3 separate regions of the Mus musculus genome follow, and all the other regions are linked to region 1. A link is a loop called in an ENCODE intact Hi-C map of the cell type or tissue named here. Cell type or tissue: heart. All regions are shown on one strand.

Region 1 (2,500 bases):
TAGGAATCCCAGGCCAGCTAAGGTATATAATGAGAACATGTCTCCAAAAGGCACACAAAAACAGTTACTTTCTTACAAGTTAAAGAGTTAAATGGTTGCCACGAGAGGCTTAGGAGGAGGTATACAAAGACACAATTAACAGAAATAAGTTCTATGTTCTATATTCAGTAGAATGGTTATTGATAATAATAATGTACTGTTTATGGTTAAAAGCTAGAAAAAAGTATTTTACATATTTTTATGATAGAGAATAAATGATTGAGTATGTAAATGTGCATGTGTGTGTGTGTTTGTCCTGATTTAAAATTTACCTGGTCTATACATGTATCACAACAAAATCACAGGGTCCACCATACATATGCAGATTTTTGTTCAGATGAAAAACATAACAAATTTTCTACCAGCTTTATTCTGTGTCCCTTCTTTTTAAGACAGGGTTTCTCTGTGTAGCCCTGGCTGTCCTGGAACTCACTTTGTAGACCAGGCTGGCCTCGAACTCAGAGATCCGCCTGCCTCTGCCTCCCGAGTGCTGGGATTAAAGGATGCACCACCACCGCCCAGCCTGAGCCCCTCCTTTACCTGCCAGTTTCTAGTCTATGTTACTCTACATGTGATCCAAAGATTAAAAAAAGAAAAAGTAAGAAATATCAGAATTAGTGTTTAGATGAAATCTTTGAGAGTCAACCCTTGAAAATATTCCTTCACTTAAAACCACAAATTTTGTTTTACGTACATGTGCCTGTTTAAGCATACAATATGAGTTTGATTCGGTAAAATTGTAGGAAAACAGCTTGCTTGCTATGACTAAGAAAATAAATACTGAATCATATGCTTTTGTGTATGTGCTAAAATTCATAGGCTTACCCACACTAATGTGTTAACATGGTAAGTGTACTAACAGATGTTTCTATGAGACTAGCCTGGCATTGATTATGAAGGCCATTTCTGGTGATGTATTAATCATACAAATTGCTTGAACGTATTGCTAATATCTTTGTATTTTGACATTTGTCATCTAAAAGCAGAAAGACTGTAATTTCATTGGTTTTTCAGCTAGGTTGGGTATCAAATTTTATGTCATCTCATAAATTATACCAGGAGGATATAGCCATTCCTTTTCTTCTCTTCTCTCTCTTTTCCTCTGTCCCCCATGTCTCTTTCCCCCTCCCCATCTCCATCCCTTAGTTGCTCTTCCCCCTCCCTCTGCCTTCCCCCTCCCTCTGCCCTCCCCGTCCCTCTCCCCCCCCCCTCCTCCTTCCTGGACCTGTTTCTGAACTCAGTCTTATTCTGTGACAAACCGTTGAAAACCCACATCCTGTTACCTCTATCATTTTCCTAGATTTGGAACACATTGCACATTCAGAGCATATCAGAAAGTTAAAGCCCTCTGCTAACACTGCCCAACAGGGATCATTTTATAAGTATATTAAATAAGTGTGCATGTTTCAGTTGCTCATTAAGGCTGGAATTTGCCAGGCTGACTGGAGGGAGAGAGAGCAGTGAAGGCAGCAGGTGGCAGTAGCTTCCACTCAAAGAACAGAGATTCCCAGCAGGTCCGGAAACGACGGGAGGCCTCCCGCTCAGGCTAGCTTTCCTGAAAGACAGTTTTCCCCCTCTGAGAGCTGCTCAGTTCATTTATAGAAAGATGATATACTGCACAAACTCCACAGACGTTGGACAAAACAAATGGGACTCGCTTGTGTCCTCTTCATTCAGACAATGAATAACAAACGTGAAGGCTGAGTTTTCATCTCGAGAATTGCCCTTAGTTGCTCTTCCCCCTCCGGTGCTCTCCAGTGGGCTCCTTGTCCACCTCCATACACTCTCCTGAGTCTCATTCAAACGTGGCAATAGAAGTGTGCCATGCTCGTGGATGCTTATTTGCCTTTGAACACTTAAGAAAGGATATTAATCCAATATTAATAAACAGTACTGATAAAACGGACTATATATTGAATAGATACTGCCTTACAGTTCCTTGCTCAGAAGATTTACACGCCTTATCTCATTTAATCTGTGCAATAGCTCAGGGAATTAGATAAGATGGTTACACCCATTTCACAAATGCAGAAATTGAAACAGGGATCGATTAACTTGGCTAACGGCATGCTTTAGCCAATAAGTAGAAGAGGCCAGAGGAACAGACTCCAGGCCTGTACTATCCATTATTACCAGAGGTAGAGGGAAAGGTATGTATTAGGTAGGCCAATCCGTGCTGATTCTGGGTGTTTTAATTCCACTGGGATTTATGCTGCTTGAGAATGTAAATGGACATGATGAAGCTACACTTTTAATCCCAGAGCTATAATAAAGGCTGAGGCAGGGAGATCACATGTTTGAGGCCAGCCTGGAACTCTGTCTCAAAACCAAATAACTGAGTAAAATATAAGTTTTAAAAGCATGTATGATCAAAATTCCTCTTGAGAAGTCTACCAACAGGTAGACTCTTGAGGCCAATGCACGAAAAGATTTTGTACGAAACACACCAGGAAGCAAAGCA
Region 2 (2,500 bases), 370 kb after region 1:
ACATACAACACTGAGTGCTGTTAGCTCTTCATACATTTTAAAGTATGAGAAGTTGAAGATTTAGAAGATGTTCTCCTGAAGTTCCCCACCAGTCTGACCCAGATCAGATTCCAGTATTCTCAGCACTGTAGACACCTGGGCTGTAACTCCATGGGAACAGGCACCGAGCCTCACGTTATTTTGTAAACCACAATGCCTGGTCCATGCCTGGCACACAAGGCTGATTAAAAATAGCTGGAGTGATGGCCAGTCTCAGACTCCTGCTCGGGACTGTCTGAAGGGCTGGCTTTCTTGGCGGCGCCCCAGTCGCCTGAGCCAGAATTTAAAAATAATAATCTCTTGTTGGCAAAGAAAGAAGTAGGGCTTTTGGTAATTTCAGATGCTACTTCCCTCTGAAAATGTAAAGATTTCCACCCTGGTAAAGTATTAAAAATGTTCAGCCTTCAGACAGTCCCCCCCCCCAAAAAAAAGACATTAAAATAGTATTTGGTAATCATAACATTTTCAGAAAGTTACTAAAGCCCCATGACCTGTCCTGTGTCTCTGTACTTTGGAAAATATCGACAGGAGTTTCTGAAATTAAATTAACTCTAGCAGCCAAATTAATTTTTGAAGAGAAATTTTGATATCAGTATTCTAAATCACAGGATCTGAGAAATATTTTCTCTTTCTCTAACACACATGTATATTTATGCCTGTATATATGTTCACAGGATATTTTCTCAATGTTAATATAGAAGCAACTAATCTTAAACGTCCAACTGTTCAGAAATTTAAAAAATCTACTTTGATACAAGATTATAAATATATCAAGAAGGAACTTCATGCAATTAACAGTCTTTTGGTTTCTGTCAGTATACATATTTGCTTTTTTGTTTTACATTTATTTATTTACTATCTATGTGTGTTCGGGGTAGTGTGGACATCTTTGAGGAGGTGAGAGAATAACTTGTGGAAGTCAGTTTCCTTCTTCCTCTCTTTGGCACCCACTGTATGTCCCCACAGGATTCATTTAAAGATGCAGCCTTGGCAGCAAGCTGAGCCATTGCCCCAGACAGAAAAATCTATCTGGGGTCTGTATTAGTACCAACTCAGAATAAAGCCTCCCTCTGCTGGCTGTTTCTATAGTTGCATGCTTTGTAACATTCAGAAAACAATGAAAACGCAAGCAACTCTTTGGCATTCAAAAACTAGGTGCTTTGTGACATACATCTCATTTATATATTCTGGTGTGATGCTTAGCTTGCTAATCTTTTAAAAGAACGTGTCATGAAGCAGTCGCAGCTTAAAGAGGCATGGACACTGGACTAGCAGTGGGGGAGGAGTTCAGACAGTGTCTAGGTGGAGCCAATACAGGTTCCATGGTTCTGCCAGGGAGCAGGTGCCTGAACAAGTCACTTCTTCCCTCGCCTTGGCTTTCTTCTTTCTGAGATTAGGACCTTTGTCAATTGTTCAGCCTGAATTCTGCTAACTTTTATTATCTTATTATTCTGACAACATTGTGTGTGTGTGTGTGTGCTTTGAATAGGAATATGCACGCTATGGGTTTCACACAGATACATGGGAACGTTTAAAGGAAACAGAATTACAGCCTGGATATAAATTGGTTGTCCTCTAGAACTGTCACAGTATGGGAATGTTAGGATTTGGAAAGTTATTTTTTTCAGAGGTGTGACTTAAAGTCTATAGAGTAATACGTAAACATCACAGGGAGACTGTACATAGCATATACCATTGGCTGTTTGGCACTATATATCACATGATAATGTCATTCAACACACCTCTCATTAAACTCCAACAGACCTTTAATGGTAAAATTCATTTGAGTTTCTGAGACATTAAATTATGGGGAAAAAATTTTAAAGATCAATGAAGACAAATAGTTCCTAACAGTGCATGCGTGGGTGGATGCTGTTTGTCTCCATAAGAGTGTTGCAGCTGGATGCACCATGTCTGCATCCTTTTGTCTGTCTCCTCATCTCTACACTCTTTCCCCTCCTCCCCTCTCCTTTTGTCCTTCTTTCTCACTGTGTGAACTGATTTGAACTTTTTCACTTACACATGTATAGTGGTTATTCTGAGAATAAATGGTTACTTAAAAACTGAAAGGAGACATCAGGATAACATTGTGCCCAACCTAAGCTTAACCAGTGGTTTTCTGCCTTAAGTGTGGTTAAGTGTTTGTTAGCATCTGAGAAGGTTTGTATCATGTAAAGAGGAGTTAACCCTACATGACTACATGTATCTTAAAACACTGACTATTCAGAGACAGGTCTTGGATGACGTCATTGGGAAATTAGCAAGGGATTTTTGACTTGACTCTGTATAATGTACATTGGATTCAAATGCACAGAAATGTGTGTGTGTGTGCACGTGTGCACATATGTGCATGTGCACATAAGTATGTGGGGGTAGCTTAGAATGGAAGCTTATACCTATGTGTGTCCACATATGCACATGTGCACATATGTATATGGGCATAACTTTGGATGGAAGCCTA
Region 3 (2,500 bases), 190 kb after region 1:
GATTGCCCATGCATTTGGTGCAGAAAACATTATTGGCATCAGAACGTAATACGTATGAAGAGTATATTTGTGCTTTACTTTTCAAAAGAATTTCTCTCCTAAAGTATACCTACCCTATCTGCGGGAAGATGTTTCAAGATCTCTTGTCACATTTCTGATACAAGAGTATGTCTGAAATGTTCCCTTCATGAACATGGGCATGTATAACTTTACCTGCAGAAGAATGCCTTTGTGTGTCCACTGGTTTTCCCTAGAGCTTATTCTGGTTTGGAACACAGTGACGTTGGGGCAGTAATCAATGATGCTAAGGGGAGAGCAAAGACACATTATCCTGACTTAGCATGGCAGCTTTAGTGAATACCGGAGTTTAGTGATGCCATGTCCATCTGTCTCTGCTATCTTCTCCCCTTGCTTATGTTGATGGTAGCTGTAGTCTGATTGAAAACTCTAGCCATTTCTGTCTGCAATAAAATAGCTTGGATGATGGAAGGAAGGAGGAACTAGAATATTTGTCTATAACATGTAGTGTGTGTGTGTGCACGCATGTGTGTTTGCGTGTGCATGCACTTGGGTGTATGCGCCTATGTGCAGGTATCCCACCGAGTTGCTCTTTTCACTGTTGCTGTCCTTAACTGCTCAAGTGAGCATGGGAGGCTGCTGCACTCAGGGATGAGATACCCTGGTGCTTGGGGAAAGTTCCTTTTTTGTTTTTGAGACAGTGTTTCAGTCTGTAAAACAAACTGATCTCTGCTCACATTCCTCCTGCAGCTGCCTCCCAGGAGAAAGTTCTATATCTTTAACCAAAATGTCCAGTTTGGGAGATTGATGAACGTTTCCCATTGAGGATGTGGCTGGGGGTGGGGGTGGGGTGGGGGGGCATCCTATGCTGTACTAGCAACCCTCTTCTTCAACAGGGAGGAAGGAAAGGCCACCGTGTATAACAAGCCTGGAGACAGCCCTTCATTATACAAGTAGACATTTGTTTTGATATGATTGAATCTTCGGATACCATGCCTGCCAACAAAGGCAACATTGCCCTTAAGTAGAAACCCCAGCATGAAAATTACACTTTGCTTCATAGCTTAGTGTGTGACCTCAAGGTTTTTGTGTTAAATAACCCAGAGATATTTCATATAAAACCTGTGGCCCTATTCCCTTGGTCAGTGCCACTAAGAGCAGTTCAGACTGGTACAGGGCGGATCAGCAGCCAACCCAGGAGTATTTACATGGAGTAGAGTGCCACCTATTGGAAGTGAGTAGACTAAGAAAAGTGACAGGCTACACCATTGTGAGTCAGTTTTTGTTAAAATGCGTATGGATCAGAATTAAAAACTTCACATTATAGTTGTACTTATTAAAAACTGCTAAATAGAGCCATGTTTGTCGCCAGTACTTGGGAGTCAGATGTTGGGGGATCAGAAGTTTGTAGGGGAATCAAAGTCACCTTCAGAGAAATAGCAAGTTTGTGGTCAACAGTTAACGAGACCCTGTCACCAAAGGACAAGCAAAACAACAACAAAGCAACCACCCAAACAAAAAACAGATGTTTTTCCAGGCTGGTTTGGTCAGTGTCTGAGTTAGGGTTTCCATTTTCACCGTAAAACACCATGACCAACAAAACGGCATAGGGAGGAACGGGTTTGTTTGACCTACAGTTCCGTATTACTGCTCATCATGAAAGGAAATCAGGACAGGAACTCAAGCTGGACAGGGACCTGGAGGCAGGAGCTGATGCAGGGGCCATGGAAGAGTACTACTGACTGGCTTGCTTCTCAAGGATGGCTTAGCCTGATTTCTTATAGAACCCCATAGAACTTCTACCATATGCTCAGGGATGACACCACCCACTACGAGCTGGGCCCTCCACCATCAGTCACTAATTAAGAAGATATCCTACAGGTTTACTGTACATCTTAACCTTTTATTGATTTTTTTGTTTTACCTCATGCATCCAAATCAGCTTGTCTCCTTGTCTCTATGTATCTGCTATCTGTCCTAGAATCCCCCCAAAACAAAACAAAACAAAAAAATAAAATACAAAGCATAAAAAAAAAAAATCTCATTGTGGATGTTGTAGTGTGTCATGGTGTGTCCCATAGCATTCCCTTTTGTCTATACATCTTTACCACTAGGTTCATTGCAATGAGTCTGGTTCAAGACCTCTGGCTTCTAATATAGCATCAATACTGGATCCTCCCAGGGACTCCTCAGATAACCTGTTGTTATGGAGATACTGCAGCTTTGGATCTGTGGGGCTGGCCCTTTCCTCTGCCCCAGTGGCTCATAGATGAGGAGGATGAGTGGGCCTGCAGCTGGGTCTTACCAAGGTATTTCCTTAATCAAGGCTCCCTCTTTTGACATGACGTTAGCTTGTTTCAACTTGACATAAAACCAGACAGCACAGTCAGAAACCCACTCCCTATTTGGTCCTTTTAATTCTTTACCATGGAGTGACTATAAATTCTGAGCTATAAATTCCCATAATGGAAGCTGAGTTAGT

The links. Hi-C counts contacts between places; a loop is a spot of excess contacts. Peaks named below come from ENCODE experiments on the same cell type or tissue, not always from the same donor. Only the 100,000 strongest peaks of a DNase experiment are listed, where the experiment ranks them.
Region 2: it touches region 1 in a loop (8-fold over the local background); 16 of 42 quality-filtered maps call a loop at or near these places.
Region 3: a loop joins it to region 1, with 6 times the contacts of the local background. A loop is called at or near these places in 41 of 42 quality-filtered maps.

Annotation. Positions count from the first base shown.
Region 1 is chr2:65,336,871-65,339,370 of GRCm38, reverse strand. The region is part of intron 7 of Slc38a11 (solute carrier family 38, member 11); the gene reads left to right. Among named protein-coding and RNA genes, the nearest start is that of Slc38a11, 26 kb to the left of the region's middle. In heart, a CTCF peak has its summit at 1,501 (motif pointing right); a DNase peak (open chromatin) is centred at 1,540.
Region 2 is chr2:64,964,262-64,966,761 of GRCm38, reverse strand. All of the region lies in intron 2 of Grb14 (growth factor receptor bound protein 14), which reads left to right. Among named protein-coding and RNA genes, the nearest start is that of Grb14, 57 kb to the left of the region's middle. In heart, a CTCF peak has its summit at 1,119 (motif pointing left); a DNase peak (open chromatin) is centred at 231; H3K27ac peaks cover 310 bases.
Region 3 is chr2:65,144,350-65,146,849 of GRCm38, reverse strand. All of the region lies in intron 2 of Cobll1 (Cobl-like 1), which reads left to right. Among named protein-coding and RNA genes, the nearest start is that of Gm13594, 88 kb to the left of the region's middle. In heart, a CTCF peak has its summit at 1,246 (motif pointing left); a DNase peak (open chromatin) is centred at 1,189; H3K27ac peaks cover 281 bases.